2 separate regions of the Homo sapiens genome follow, and region 2 is linked to region 1. A link is a loop called in an ENCODE intact Hi-C map of the cell type or tissue named here. Cell type or tissue: tibial artery. All regions are shown on one strand. Each heading gives the region's core, and the rest is flanking DNA. Links, peaks and the distances in the headings are about the cores only. Region 1 overlaps SHB (SH2 domain containing adaptor protein B). Region 2 holds the start of LOC124900277 (U8 small nucleolar RNA).

Region 1 (2,500 bases), core at 1-2,500:
CTGGTTCCCAATTGTGTGGGGTGGTGAGGCTGTTGCTGGGGGCCTCCTGGCTCCAGGCCTCTGCTTCTGTTACTGGGGAGGGCAGGAGCTGGCCCGGGGGATCTATCTCAGGCCCATGTGCTTCCCTCAGCCCAGGGTCCATCCGGCCCATTGACTGCCTGCCCTGCTCCTGCCTGGGCTTTGGAACACAACTCCCAGGTTCCTGGAGGTGCTCCCAGGCCCCCAGCTGTTGCGGAAGCCTCTGCTCCAGGTTTCTTACTGGAAAATGGAAACAACCCAGGCGCTCCCTCCCTGGGCCTTAGGGAGGCTTAGGAGAGATGCTGTGAAGGGCATGAGAGCACAGGGCTTCAGTAAACACCACCTGAGCAGAAAACTGAATGCCAGCTGGCCTGGTTCTGCCTTGAGCCACAGGCACCTGGGGAAAGCAGCAGATCGGGAGCCTGAAGCATGCAGAGGCTTCTGGGGAAGGTGAACCTGAGCTGCTGGGGGCTGCGTGGGACTCGGAAGGGAAGGGCCGCGGTGGAGCTGAGTGAATAAAGATCTGCTGAGGAGGTGGGCGCCCCCCAGCCCACCCTCCCAGGGCTGTGCTGGCAAAGGTGGGGGGACCAGGCCAGAGGTGTTCTGAACTGGGCAGCAAGAGGCTAGAGCTGAAGGCAGGCATGATGAAGGCCATTCACTTCAGGAAGTTGAGGACTCCAGAACCCAGCCTGAGGGGCAGAGGGTGGGGAAGGGGGACCCAGGGGCCAAGAGAGGCCCACTAGGGCAGCATGAAGACTTGGAAGGCCCCCGACCTGGTGAGGAGTTGCCAGAGAGGGTAGCTTCACGGAGGGCTGTGTGGCTGGGGGCACGGGCACATGAGTGCATGTGCCAGCGTCCACGCAGAGACTCGAGGCTTAGCAGATGGGAAGGAACACGGCCACAGGCCAGCAAGTGAGAGATCAGCTGAGGTGCCAGGGACAGGATACACACTGCCCCATTGGCCAGGGCAGAGGTGAGCCGGCCCAGCAGGCATGAGACCCAGTTCTGGGAGCTGAGAGATTTGTGGGGGATGTTTACTCACCATGTGCACACATCATTCCACCAAAACCAGCAAGTTCTGGATGAGGGGACATTCTTCACCAGAAAGTTCCAGGCCAAAACCTCAAACACAGGGCACCGACAGTCTGAGCACAAGACACCCTGGCCCCGGCCTGTCCTGTCATCCTGCCCTCCAGGGGTTCCCAGTCTAGCAGATACATCACAGTGGACATGGTGAGGGCTGTGACGGCATATGGACAGAATGGGGTGACGTGGGCAGTAGGAAAAGAGAGGCCCAAAAGTTGAGGCTTGGGCTTGGGAGACGGCCCCTCTTTCGGTGCTTTAAGGTGGCCAGGTACAATTACACGCCTATACCCTGAAAGGGAGAGTGAAGAGGTGGCATTTTATTTCCTTCTGCTCAGCTGCCTGTTTTGGAAAAGGACCACAGCCAGCCCTCACTAACCACAGGAACGCAAACGGGCCAAGCTGGCTGAAAGGGAGAAGGCAGGACTCTCCAGGAGATGGGGAAGAGCACTGAACCTGAGGCACCGGCTACATTGCCGCCACCAAGGGAGGACTCAGACCTGCTGTTACTCAGCATCCCTCCCTTGCATCACCAGGCAGTGATCCCTGTAGGGAGAAGGGGCCAGAAGTCCTGTCAGCCACCAGGACTCAGCTTTCTCATCTGCAAAATGGAAATCATCTCATCTGCTTCCTCTCGGAGCCTTAGGGAGAGTCCTGGTATCATATATAAAAGGTACCCTTTAAACACAGACTGCTGTCATCTCTGTAAGTTTCCAGAAAGCCAGCCTGAGCCCTACTTAGAGGAGAGTACTAATTAATTAGTCAAATAATAGGGTGTGGGGCAAATCACGGAATCTCCTCCTTCAGGCTTCTGAAAGGCAGGAACTGTGGCCGGCTGTCTCCTTGGCCACTCCCTGCATACTACTCCTCTCCCCAGACCAGAAACACAGGCCAGGACTTCTCATGGTGGCCCCCAGGTCCCTGGAATAGTTTGGGGCCCTCCTCTGATCTGACTCCAGCACCTTCCCTAACACATGAATGCATTCAATCTCTCCCAAGCACCTAGCTGGCTGCTCCCACCTCAAAGGTGACCACATCTCAACTCTGACTCCTCCCCAGGAACCTCCCTTCCCTACTCAGATAGGACAGGCCCCATCAGGTGACTGACTTTCCCATCCTCCCACTAACAGAGGACCCCACTGGTGGTGTCATCCCACCCTCTCCTCTCCCTTCCACACAGCACCCACTGGCTGGTGGGCCCTTCCACCACACCTACCCTGACTCCACAGCACCTGACCTGGCCTAGATGATTGCTATAGCCTCGGAACCATAGAACCTGTCTCCCTGCCTCTTGCTAGGCGCTGCAAGATTCCATCCCACACTCCCAGGCGGGCCTGTTTTCCTAAATGACTTCCTAATCGTGCCACACCCCTGCAGTGTGGGTTTCCGCAAGGTTTCC
Region 2 (12,112 bases), core at 4,228-6,727, 140 kb after region 1:
GAGCTGAGACTGGAGCCTGAGGCTTCTGCACTAGCTAGGGGTTTTCCAATGTGCTCCGGGCTGACTCTTGCCCATTCTCTTATCTTGTCTCATCTTGTCTCATCTCATTAAGGATGAGGGGCTAGAGAGAGAGCACTGAGATGGGATCTTGAAATTGACTTCTGAACAGCTCTTGGCTTGTACAGTGAGAGAAACACTTCCCCCACCCCCTCACCCAAGCCCAGAAGTGAAAACCACCCCTGGCCTCCATTCCAGTTACCCCTCCTTGCTGGCCAGGCTGTCTCTGTGGGGTCCCAGGAAAAAGTCGTGGGCAGGGGACAAGTGAGGAATAGGAATGGGCCACTCCTTTGGGGAGGAAACTCCACTGGGCTTGAGCTCCTGGAACCAAGGAGGACAGACTGGCAGCTGCCTGTTGGGATAGGTTCTTCGGAATTTCATGGAGTTCTTTAGAATGGAAGGCAGAGGGAGGAAAGCATCTGAGATTGGGTCCAGGGAAGAAGGAGCAGGGGCAATGGCAAAGGCCTCTTGTTGCCCCAGGTGGATGAGAAGGTATATTTGGGGACTCTTCCTACAGGGAGTCTTCCAAGCTTGACTTTAGGGTTCCTTGCAGCAAAGACCAAAGTCAGAATAAAAAGTCAGAATACACTTGGTTCACTCTGTCATTTATGGTCAGGATGCTTTTGGCTGTCACAGAAACCCCACTCAAAAAAGCTTAGGCCAAGGCCAAAGGGAATTATTGAAAAGATACTGGGCTTTTCCATGTCACGAAATCATGGAAAGGCCTTGCTCATGTCAACAGATCACGTCCCTATAGCTGAATGCAGCCAGGACTGTCTTTCATCTCTGCTTATCTTTGTGTCAGCTTTGCCTCTGATGGCTTCTTCCACACTAGAGGACACAGTGCTGACCACTCTCCAGTGTCCCACAGCTCAGAGCTTTATACCAAGAGACAGACGGTTCCTCTTTCCCCAGGTCCTATTGGGGAAATCCCTAGAAGGACTCAAACTGGCCTGGGCTGGGTCCGGCAGCCACCCATGGCCTGAACCGTGAGGTGTTGGGAACTGTCTGCAGAGGACAGAAAATCACAGTGAGTCTGGGAACCTCTTTCGAGGGAGCCCTCTCTAGTTAATTTCTTTAGAATGTTTGTTAATGTCTCCTACATGCCACACCTGGCCATAGCTGAACTGTGAGCAGCCTCAGATTTAGGGTGACCACAGTTTAACAGAGGAGCAAAGCACAAGATAGTAAGTTCTTCAGGCCTGAAAGAGAGCAGATATGGTGCTCTGGGAAGACAGTGATTTTAGAATCAGGTGGAGAGAGCAGAATGTCCAAAAGCTTGGGGGAAACTGTGAGCTTCTAGCTCACTGGGAAGGCAGCAGGCGATGAGACTTGGGAACAAGGCTATGGAGCTTCAGATTTGACCTAGAGACAGGGGGAGCCATAGGAGGCAGGGAGGGGATGGGGTCAGACTTGTCCAATTATGTCCTATAGAGCCTAGTGCTATGTTGGACATCAAGTTGCTAAGTGGCCCTGTTTTAGGAATTCCCTTTCAATGATGTGTGGAGAGGAGAGCCTGAGATTGCAGACAGGGGAGTGGATGGGTAGGAAGCCACAGGCATATCCTAGGGTAGTCTCAGCACACCAATGCACAATTATGGAAACACGATTATTAGCAGAATTGAGCTCCTTTGTTTTGTGCAGTTATGGGAGCCAGGAGACAGCCACTACTCTATAAGAAAGGGAAAAAAGATTGCTCTGTGAAACTGAATTCATCAGCTGAAGAAGCTGCATTTGGTCTAATTCTAACATTTCACTCAGCTTTCCTTCTCTGGCCCTACTCTTCAAAACCTTCCGGTCCTCCAGAGTAGGCTGTTCCCACCGTCAGCAGCATAGAAGAATGCAGAACAAAGTTCTGCCTCCCTAAGGCAAGGAGGAAACTCTTGTCAGGCAGGAGAGCACTTGAGGACCTGGGGGAGGAGGGCAGAAGAAGGGCGGACACAGGGATTCTGGCTTCCCTCCCCGGGGACAGGAAAAACACAGGGCATCTTCCTGGAACATCAATTGTTATCAAAGATTTCAAGAGAAAAAAATTCATAAATCATTTTAATACTAAGATCAGATGGATATATTATGGAGTAGAATGCAAGTTTTGCATGCTTTTAAAAAAATTATGGTAAAATACACGACAAAATTTTACCACCTTAACCATTTTAAAGTGTTCAGTTCAGTGGTGTTAAATATATTTCCATTGTTGTGCAACTGTCACGACCATCCAGTTTTATAACTCTGCTATCTCGCAAAACTCAAACTCTACCCACAAAACAATAACTCCCTGTTCCCCTTCCTCTCATCCTTTGGCAAACACCATTCCACTTTCCTTCTCTACGAATTTGACTACTCTAGATGTCTCATAGAAGTGGAATCATACAATACTTGTCTTTTTATGACTGGCCACTTTTGTTTAGCATAATGTCCTCAAGATTCATCCGTGTTGAAGCAGGTGTCAGGATTTCCTTCCTTTTAAGTTGGAATAATACTCCGCTGTGTGTACGTATGCCACGTTCTGCTTATCCATCCAGCCATAGGCGGACATTTGGGTGGTTTTCCCTTTTGGCTGTTGTGAATAATGCTGCTATGAACACGGGTGCATAAATATCTGTTCAAGACCCTGCTTTCAACTCTTTTGGGTATTTACCAAGAAGTGGAATTGCAGGATCATGTGGTGTTATAATTCTTCAATTCTTCCTCTTTTTTTTTTTTTTTTGAGACAGAGCTTCGCTCTTGTTGCCCAGGCTGGAGTGCAATGGTGTGATCTCAGCTCACTGCAACCTCAGCCTCCCAGGTTCAAGTGATTTTCCTGCCTCAGCTTCCTGAGTAGCTGGGATTACAAGTGTGCACCATCATGACTAGCTAATTTTTTGTGGGGTTTGTTTGTGGGTTTTTTTTTTTTTTTTAATTTTAGTAGAGACGGGGTTTCACCACATTGGCCAGGCTGGTCTCAAACTCCTGACCTCAGGTGATCTGCCCATCTCGGCCTCCCAAAGTGCTGGGATTACAGCGTGAGCCACCACGCCCAGCTGGTATTATAATTCTATGTTTAATGTTTTTTAGGAACCACCACACTGTTTTCCGTAGTGGCTATGCCATTCATTACCCTCAACGTGCATGTATCTTCCATATTCTCACTAACACTGGCCATTTTCTGTTTTTCGATACTAGCCATCTTAATGGGAGTGAGGTTTTAGCATACATTGTTAAAAGGAAAAGACATATCTCACCTCTGATGGCTGCTTTGAGTCTCATTCTCAGAGCCTCAGGGCTTTCAGAGCAGAAAGAGAAAGCATCCCAAGCCTGGGTGCAGCACTTAGTGGGTCTGCAGGAGTCGCTTACCCTTCTCCTCCTGTTCTTTGCAGCTTGCTTTCACAGCCTTGAGGGCAGGATAGGCCACACATAAGTGTGACATGCAGCAGAATGAAATGCCTTTTATCATCAAGAGTCACAGCCTTAAGCTCAGAGGACTGGGAATCTCTCCCACAATCCGGAAGGCAGGACATCCAGAAGGCAGCTTCATGGAGGAGTGAGATCAAGCTGGGCAGTGAAGGCAGAGAGGACTTTTCAGGTAGGAAGTGGTCTTAGAGGAGAAGAAGGCTGCACCTGAGCAAAGGCCTGTAGGTGGAGAGAAGGAAAAGGGTTTTTCCTTCTTAGTTACACAAGCAGGTTTGAAGGATTCCAGCGGGCTCTGGACTTACCCCTATCCTCCCTACCCCACCAGCCTAGTTGAGCCTTCCTCTCAGTAAGGGATGCCAGCGTCTTTTGGCTCCTTCTCCAGCCCTCCAGATCACCCCCTCTTTCTCGAAATGCTTTCCTTGCCTCCTTGACACCTGGCTCTTTCTATTTTTCTCCTCTCCTTAGGCTGTTTCTCCTTGTCTCCGCCAATTCTTCTTTCAGCTCCTGAAGAGTTTCCAAGGGAGAGGACTTGGCAGCTGTCTGCATATGATGTCCTTGTGCAAACCTGCGATTGAGATCCCAGGGAAGGGGCTGTCAGCAGTTGAAGGGGTGACTAGCCCTGTGAATGTACGCTTAAGTTTTGGTGCCTTCTGGATGTCCCCAGGCAGGAATCTCTGCCTTCTCACCTCCTTTACCCTAGATAAGGCAGCCTTTCAGCTGAGCTGAATTGATTCAAGCTCTCAAAGTCATCTGATTAAGGGGACAGTACCTGATGGCATCAAGCAAAGGTGTCAGGGGTCTTGTGATGGAGACAGACACGAGTTCGCCCGGCACCCACACAAAAAGAGGAGAGCTGGATTTGGGAAGAGGCAGTTATAGTCACTGTGAAAGGCAGTGTGGGAGATGCACCTCATTGCTACGGGAACTCAGAGGAGGAAGACATCAATCCAGCTTTGAGGTGAGGCTTCAAGTAGACTTGACAACCTAGCTGGGGAGATGAGCTGTATGAATCCACACATGGAAACTAACCAAAGGCATATGTTCTCAGAGGCATCAGAGTTACAAATAAGTTCTTTGAGTATCGGAAGAAGAAGGCATTTTTATCCTACTTGGGAATGAAGGTGGCACCACAATTTCCTGGATGGAGTGAATTTGATCCATGCCTTGGCAGGATGGAAGCAGAGACGAGGTGGAAATAGAATGACTAGGGAAGAGAGTGAGTGGAATCCCAGGGCAGAAATGCATGCAGTATGTCCAGTGAGCAGTAGATGATCCAGGGTGGTTGGAGCCTTTTGGTGATGGGGAGCCATAGAAAGTTCTTGAGGAGTAGGGTGATGGGCTTGGAGGTGTGCAGTGATTGGCGAGTTGCTTCTCATAGCAGTGTTGGGACTGCCATTAGCTGAAAGTATTAGGTTTGGGAAAGGTGAAATCCAATCTGCATGGACTCATCAGCAATGATTTCTGGGCTAGTGAAGGGGGAGGAAGTCTAACCCTTTGGAAAGCACTTGCTTGAGGCACTGATGCACAGCTCCTGCATAGCGGATCCTCAGTCTTTCTAAAGATGCCGTTTTAACCTAGTTTCCTGGAACTCGTACAACTGAATACAGTATTTGATGTTTACAAAATTGAATTGGAAAATCTCAAACAAGGCAGAAAAAGCTATTATTTCAAGCTTTCTGTTGGCTCTGTTTTAGCTTGTGTGTCTAGTGGCTGGAGAGGCTGGGAAAAGACCGTGGTGGAGGAGCTAGGTGGCTGGAGGCAGGGAAGACAAAGGATTCAGTTCTGGACGTGTTGAGGCTGAGATTCATGGTGGCTTGCAAGTGGAGATATCCAGCAGACTGTCGTGCTTATAAATTTGAAGCTTCGGATAGTGGTTTAGGAGTATATTAGCCAGCATTCTTCTAGTTATGAGTCATAATCCTAACTTTAACTGTCTCAAGTCAGAAAAGCAATTTATTGGCTCTTGTTAGTGGAAAGTCCAGGGGTTGGTTGGTTCTGATGTTAGGCATGGCTGGACCTAGGGGTTCAGTGATGTTTAATGATGTCAGTTATAGCCTGTCTGTCCATCTCTCTGTCTCTCCGCATCTCAGTTCTGCTGGGCTGTATTTGGCTTCATTCTGCATGTAGGTTCTCTCCACCAGATAAGGCTTAGTGTCTCCAGGGGAAAGAGGCTAATTTCTGCCAGCAGCAGAGTTCTGGGGGAACTCTGATTGGCCTGGATCAAGAATGAATAAGAGTGCCCCAGTCCTAAAGTTAGAGGACAGGGCCATTGTGATTGGCAGTTCCCCTGTGACCATGTGGAATTGAGAATGAGCAATTCCCCAAAGCAGAAGTGAGGTGTCATTCCTAGGAATGTATGCTGGATCAAGAAACAGTACAGCATCCACAGGCTGTGTCAGGGTGTCTTCACTACACAAGTGAGGATTCTGCAGCACAAATAGATGAGATCATCTAGGGAGACTGTATATAGATAAGAGAGAGAAGGGCTAGAGCTTAATCTGCCAGAGTTCAGGGAGGAGACTGGCCAGGAAGAGGCTTCCAGGAGCTGGGAGAGTCTGGAAGGGTCCAGGGTGATCCAAGCCTCAGGAGGAGATAATGAGGAAGTAATCCTCTTCAGAGAGCTCCAGTGATATGGTAATGGAAAAGTAATTTTACAACCGAGTGACTGGAGAGCTTGGAAAAAGCTGGGGACAAGGGGGTGATGGGATGGAAGCCAGCTTGGAGGGGCTATGAAAGGAACAGGGAGTGCTGGAGCCAGAGAGGTTGCTGAGTTTTTGTTTTTGATTTAATGAGGAGACACCTGATGTGTTAATGCTCAAGGGAGAGGATGAAGTTTGGGGAGAGGGAGGGGATTCTGGAGTAGATGGCAGGGCTGGAGTTAAGGACAGAGGCAGCAGGATTACCTTTGTCTCCACAAGACCCTGCTGTATACAGCTGCATGACATGCACAGCAGAGTCCATCTTGTTCACTTAATATTATATGCATTTCCCATTTGCAATGTAGTATTCATACTTATCTTTTAAAGTTAGTTTTTAAATGACAAAAGCAACACATGCATATGGTAAAACAAAATGCAAACAGTTCAGAAGGAATAAAAGATGAAAATGAAAGTCTTCTCCATCCTCCCTCAGCCTGCCTTCCTGTAGGGAAACTGCTTTTCATTAGTTTCTTGGGAATTCTTCCCAAAATTTTTAATGCATATACAAGCATATATGTGCATATATTTTAAAATAGACAAGTGGGATCCTACTGTGCATACTGTTCTGCACCTTGCTTTTTCACTCAATGCTGTATCTTGGAGATACTTCCTTATTAGCATATAGAGAGAGCTCACTCCCTTTCAAGAGCGGGATGCTGTTCTGTTGTGGGGATGGAGTAGGGCTTGTTCGACAGTTCTCTACTATGTGGACTTTCTATTGTTTCTAATCTATTGCCATTAAAAAGAATACTGCAATATACCTTTTAACATACTTATTTTTGTGCACAGGTGGAACTATTTTTGTACATAAAATTCTTAGGAATGGAATTATCGGAGTTAAAGAATATATACATTTAGAAGTGTGATAGGCAATGCAAAACTGCTCTTCAAAGAAGTCACATACATGTGAATATTTTGGAGCTTAAGTAGGAGATACACAGGTGTTTGTTATATTACTGCCCATATTTTTTGTATGCTTGGATAGTTTACCCACATATGCACAAGAAGTCACAATATTTACACTCCCACAAACAGTAAATAAACATGCCCTCATTTTCCCAAAAGGACATTAATGAGATTTTAAATCTTTGTCCATTTGAAGGGTGGAAAATGGTATATCCCTATCACTTTAATTGCATTTATTTAATCATGAGGGTGGCTGATCATTTTTTCAGTAAATTGCTTTTGCATTTCCATTAAGTCATACTTTAATGCCTACAGACAGTTTCATTTTATACATGTGCCTTAATTTACTTAACTCTCTTCTTGTGGGTTATTTATATGGTTTCTGAACAACTGTGAATATCTTTGTACGTGAAGTTTTTTCTCTTCTCTTTTTTGAGTTTTTTCTTCAGTGTACCATTCCAGAAGATGAATTGCTGGGTCAACAGTGTGAACATTTTTATGACTCAATATATATTGTCAAACTGCTTTCTCAAAGGGCAGTACAATACACAGTACCCCCAATTTTATTATTCTCTTCTCAGGATTAGGTATTGTAAATACAAATTAATTATTTTCTAATTTTATAGGTAAAAATGAGGGCTTAATTTCATTTGTATTTTTCTTATTCCCAGTGAGGTTGAATATTTTAATATGTTTGTTTATTAATTGCATTTCACCTCTCTGAACTGTCTTCCTTTCTGCTCATTTACTGATAGCACATTCTTATACAAAGGAAATAAGATGATATCTTATCAGGGAAACCTCTTTCCTCAGGCCCTGTGACATTCTGGGAAATTATTGACTGATATCAGATTATCAAAGTCAATCTTTTACATGAGAAAACTGGGGAGGGAGTGATTGAAAAGACTTAGGCGATACAGAGTGAAGACAGATGGGAGAACTGAATGAGTTAGACTCTAGGTAATGATGTGGGTTGCAGATATGAGGGAGGTGGGAAAGAATTTATGAGTCAGGATGGAAATTCCTGGGTAGCATAGAGAACATGGAGGGCTCAGGGTTCTCCACCTCTCAGCTTCCAAATGGAGCCCTCTGGGTGACCCGGACAGCAGTGGCTGGGTTTCAGAATGCCGACCTGGATGTTATCATTTCTGCCATGTGCTGCAGACTTGAAAACAGATTGGACCGAGGAAGGATTTTGCTTAAGCTTTGGGTGAGCAGTTACTGAGCACCGTCCCCTTCTTTATCCAGACAGCCATTTAGTTTCACCATTGTTAAACAATCTCTGTTATTTAATTTGATATCTAGATTCATTGGTATTATACTTTCTATTTCTTTTATTACTAATTTTCATAGATTTCTTTGATCACTTCATATATATATGTATACACATATGTATATATATACACACGTGTATATATATATACATGTGTAGTATCGATTCCTACTATTTTATTACTGTTCATACCTTCATTTCTGTGTGTGTGTGTGTGTGTGTGTCTGTGTGTGTGTATATTCACCTCTTTTGGGGGGAATTGACTGTTCATATTCATTTTTCTTTCTTTTGGATATTATTTTATTCATTTTCAAGTAATCTTTATATATTAAAGTTATAAGATTGTCATATTTTTCACAACATTATTTTTAATTTATTTGCGTTTAATTTTGTTTGTTTCTTTCACTTTTTTTATTTTTCTTTTGAGATGGAGTCTCACTCTATCACCCAGGCTGGAGTGCAGTGGTGCAATCTCGGCTCACTGCAACCTCTGCCTCCCAGGTTCAAGTGATTCTCCTGCCTCAGCCCCACCACGCCCCACCATGCCTGGCTAATTTTTGTATTTTTAGTAGAGACGGAGTTTCACCACTTTGGCCAGGCTGGTCTCGAACTCCTGATCTCAAGTGATCTGCCTGCCTTGGCTTCCCAAAGTGCTGGGATTACAGGCTTGAGCCAATGCACCTGGCATCACTTTTTGTTACTGAAATGCACAATCGAGCTTGTCTAATCTGTGGCCCACGGGCTGCATGCAGCTCAGGACAGCTTTGAATGTGGCCCAACACAAATTCCTGAACATTCTTAAAATATTATGAGATTTTGTTTGTTTGTTTTTAGCTCATCAGCTTTTGTTAGTGTTAGTGATGGCGGTGGTGGCCTGGCTGCTGCCATGATACTGGCTGCAGTGGGGGCGGGGTAGCCAGGGCTGCCCGCTCCACAGAGCCAGTGAGAGCTGGGAACAGGCAGAAGCCCTGCCCGCTTCCAAGTTGGAGGTGTGAGAGCCCCACCCTACTGGGGCAGCTGGAGCTGCCCAGCCATGGCTGCAGACCCAGGCCTCTCTGCACTCTAGGGGCCCAGGAAGTCCCCTGTCCCTGAAGGCTCTGAAGTTACTGCTCCTGCTGCCTGGCCTCTCCCACTCCCAGCATCCACTCCAATTTTGGAGCAAAGTTGTGGCTGAGCCCAGGTGCTGTCATGACCCAGCTGGGTGTGTGCACACTTAGGGCAGTGCTAACACGCCAGCTCCCTGCTGCTTCAGCCCCCTCCAGACTTTGAATGCAGATGAGCAGGGGAGAGAGGCCAAGGCAGGGATAAGGGTGGCTAGGGCATGTCTGCAGGCACCCCTCAGCATGAACAGCCTGAGCACTGTGGGCACCGTGGATGGCAGGTTAATGGCAGCAGGAGACAGACAGGCTCCTGGGCAGAAAGGGGCGTGTCCCTGATGAAACCCCCGCTTCAGGCCAGGGACAGCCTGGGGTCCAGGCTGCCAGTTCTGCCGACCACAGTGAGAACTTTTGGTGCTTTTTCTGGGTCTGCCCATGGCTGCCCATGGACCAATCAGCACATACTTCCTCCCCTCTGAGGCATGTAAAAACCCCAGACTCAGCCAGACTTGCACAGATGACCTGTCTGCAGAGAGGAGCTACCCACTGTGGGTCTTCTCTCTGCTGAGAGCTGGACACTTGTTGGGATGACCTGCCTGCAGACAGCTACCCACTGCGGGTCTCCTCTGAGCTGTTCTATCACTCAATAAAGCACTTCTTCACCTTGCTACCCTCCACTTGTCTGCATACCTCATTCTTTCTGGATGCAGGACAAGAACTTGGGACCTGCTGAGTGGCAGGGCTGAAAGAACTGTAACACAGACAGGACTGAAACATGTCCTTTGCTTGCCACATTGCGGAAGATGAGAGGGAGAGAAGAGAGAAGGAGAGAAGAGTTTCAGCCCTTTGGGGATCCCAGACCTACGAGCTCCTTGAGCCAGGGCTGTGACACCCTTTTTGGAGTTCTGCAGTTCTTGGAGTCTCCAAGCTTCCAGGCACCACCATGTTCCCCAGTGCCAGCCATAGAAACTGCTTGCAGTACGCCTGGTCCAGCTGTAGCCTCGCAGGGAACCGGCACCCATGCCAGTGCCTGGAGCTGCCTGCCCTGCCGCAGCTGGAGTGCCTGGCTGTGTGCAGCAGCCAGACCTCACGTTCACTCACTCACATACCCCTTATCACTCTGCACCTGAATTGCCCTTGGCAGGCGTGGGATCCAGGCTTTTCGTGCAAGGTGAGCAAAGCCTGCCAGGCCAAGTGGGCAGAACGAGCCCAGTGGGCCCAAGCAAAACTCAGGCAAAGGTGCCACAGAGGTTTCCAGCCAGAAAAGTGACACCCCAAGGATCCTGTGACAATAGTGTATTTTATGTGTGGCCCCAGACAATTATTCTTCCAGTGTAGCCCAGGGAGACCAAAAGATTGGTCACCCTGACATAGAGCTTAAGTGTAAGTTTCATGAATTCTGACAAATGCATATACCTGTGTAACCCACATTTCTATCAAAATATATAATGCTTATCGATGGGTGGGATAATCCTTACCTGTTCCTCGTTTTGGAGGGCAGATAGAACATGATGATTGGAGATGCATGAAATGTGATTAATGCCTCTGCCTAATCAGGACTTGCAACACCCTGAGTACTCCTCTCTGATTCTTCAGGACAATCACTACTTTGAAAGAAAAAAATGAACATATATATAAATATTTCTATTACCCTAGAAAGTTTCTCTGTGCTCTCTTCCAGTCCAATCCTCACCCTCCCACTGCTCTGCCAGAGGCAACCACTGCTCTGATTTCTATCACCATAGATCAGTCTTGCTTGTTCTAGAATTTCATGCAGGTGGAATTGTAAAGCATGGCCTTTTCTGTGTCTGGCTTCTTCCACTCAGCATGATGTGTTTGAGATTTACCCATGTTGTCACAGTTGATGTGCTCTTCCTTTTTATTGCTTAGTGATATTCCATTGTATGAACATAGCACAGTTTGTTTATTCATTCTCTGGTGGGCCAACGTTTGGGTTGTCTCTAGTATTTAGCTATTATAAATAATGCTCCAATGAACACTTTCGTACAAGACTTTTTGTGGACATATTTTTTTGGCTAAATATCTAAGAATGGTTTGCTGGATTATATGGCAAGTGTACATTTAACTTTTTTTAGAAGCTGCCATACTGTTTCCTAAAGTGATTGTACCATTTAACACTCGCCCCAGCAGTGTATGAGGTTCTAGTTTCTCCATATCTTGCCAACATATGGTGCTATAAGTTTTTTAAATCTTAATCATTCTAGTGGTCTGTAGTGGCATCTCATTGCAATAATGATTTTCATTTCCTTGATGACTTAGGATGTCAAACTCTTTTTCATGTGGTACATTTGACATAGAGACTTTAAGTTTTATGTAGTTGAATTCATTAACCTTTTCTGTTATGAATTTTATTGACTTTATACTGAGAAATCCTTCTTTTTTTGGTAGAGATGGGGTCTTTCTATGTTGCCCAGGCTGGTCTCAAGAGATCCTTCTACCTCGGCCTCCCAAAGTGCTGGGATTACGGGCAGAGAAATCCTTCTTAATACCCAAAGCTAGTAAATATTTTTACTTTTATTTGCTTCTAGCCCTTTATTGGTTAAACTCTTAAACATTACACTCTTTAATCTACCTGTATTTTGTTTTAAATTGTAAGAAAACTATTTGTCCTCAGGAACTTAACCAACTAGACTGTATATTGAATAATAACTTCTTCCTTTCTTCACCTA

Evidence for each region. Hi-C counts contacts between places; a loop is a spot of excess contacts. Peaks named below come from ENCODE experiments on the same cell type or tissue, not always from the same donor. Only the 100,000 strongest peaks of a DNase experiment are listed, where the experiment ranks them.
Region 2: it touches region 1 in a loop (2.5-fold over the local background); 7 of 110 quality-filtered maps call a loop at or near these places.

The regions. Positions count from the first base shown.
Region 1 is chr9:38,003,886-38,006,385 of GRCh38, forward strand. All of the region lies in intron 2 of SHB (SH2 domain containing adaptor protein B), which reads right to left. Among named protein-coding and RNA genes, the nearest start is that of SHB, 64 kb to the right of the region's middle. In tibial artery, for the core only: no CTCF peak of the experiment used is centred there; no DNase peak of the experiment used is centred there.
Region 2 is chr9:38,136,551-38,148,662 of GRCh38, forward strand. LOC124900277 (U8 small nucleolar RNA) reads left to right here and starts at 10,878; the gene lies at 10,878-11,011. In tibial artery, for the core only: no CTCF peak of the experiment used is centred there; DNase peaks (open chromatin) are centred at 5,231 and 5,651; H3K27me3 peaks cover 129 bases.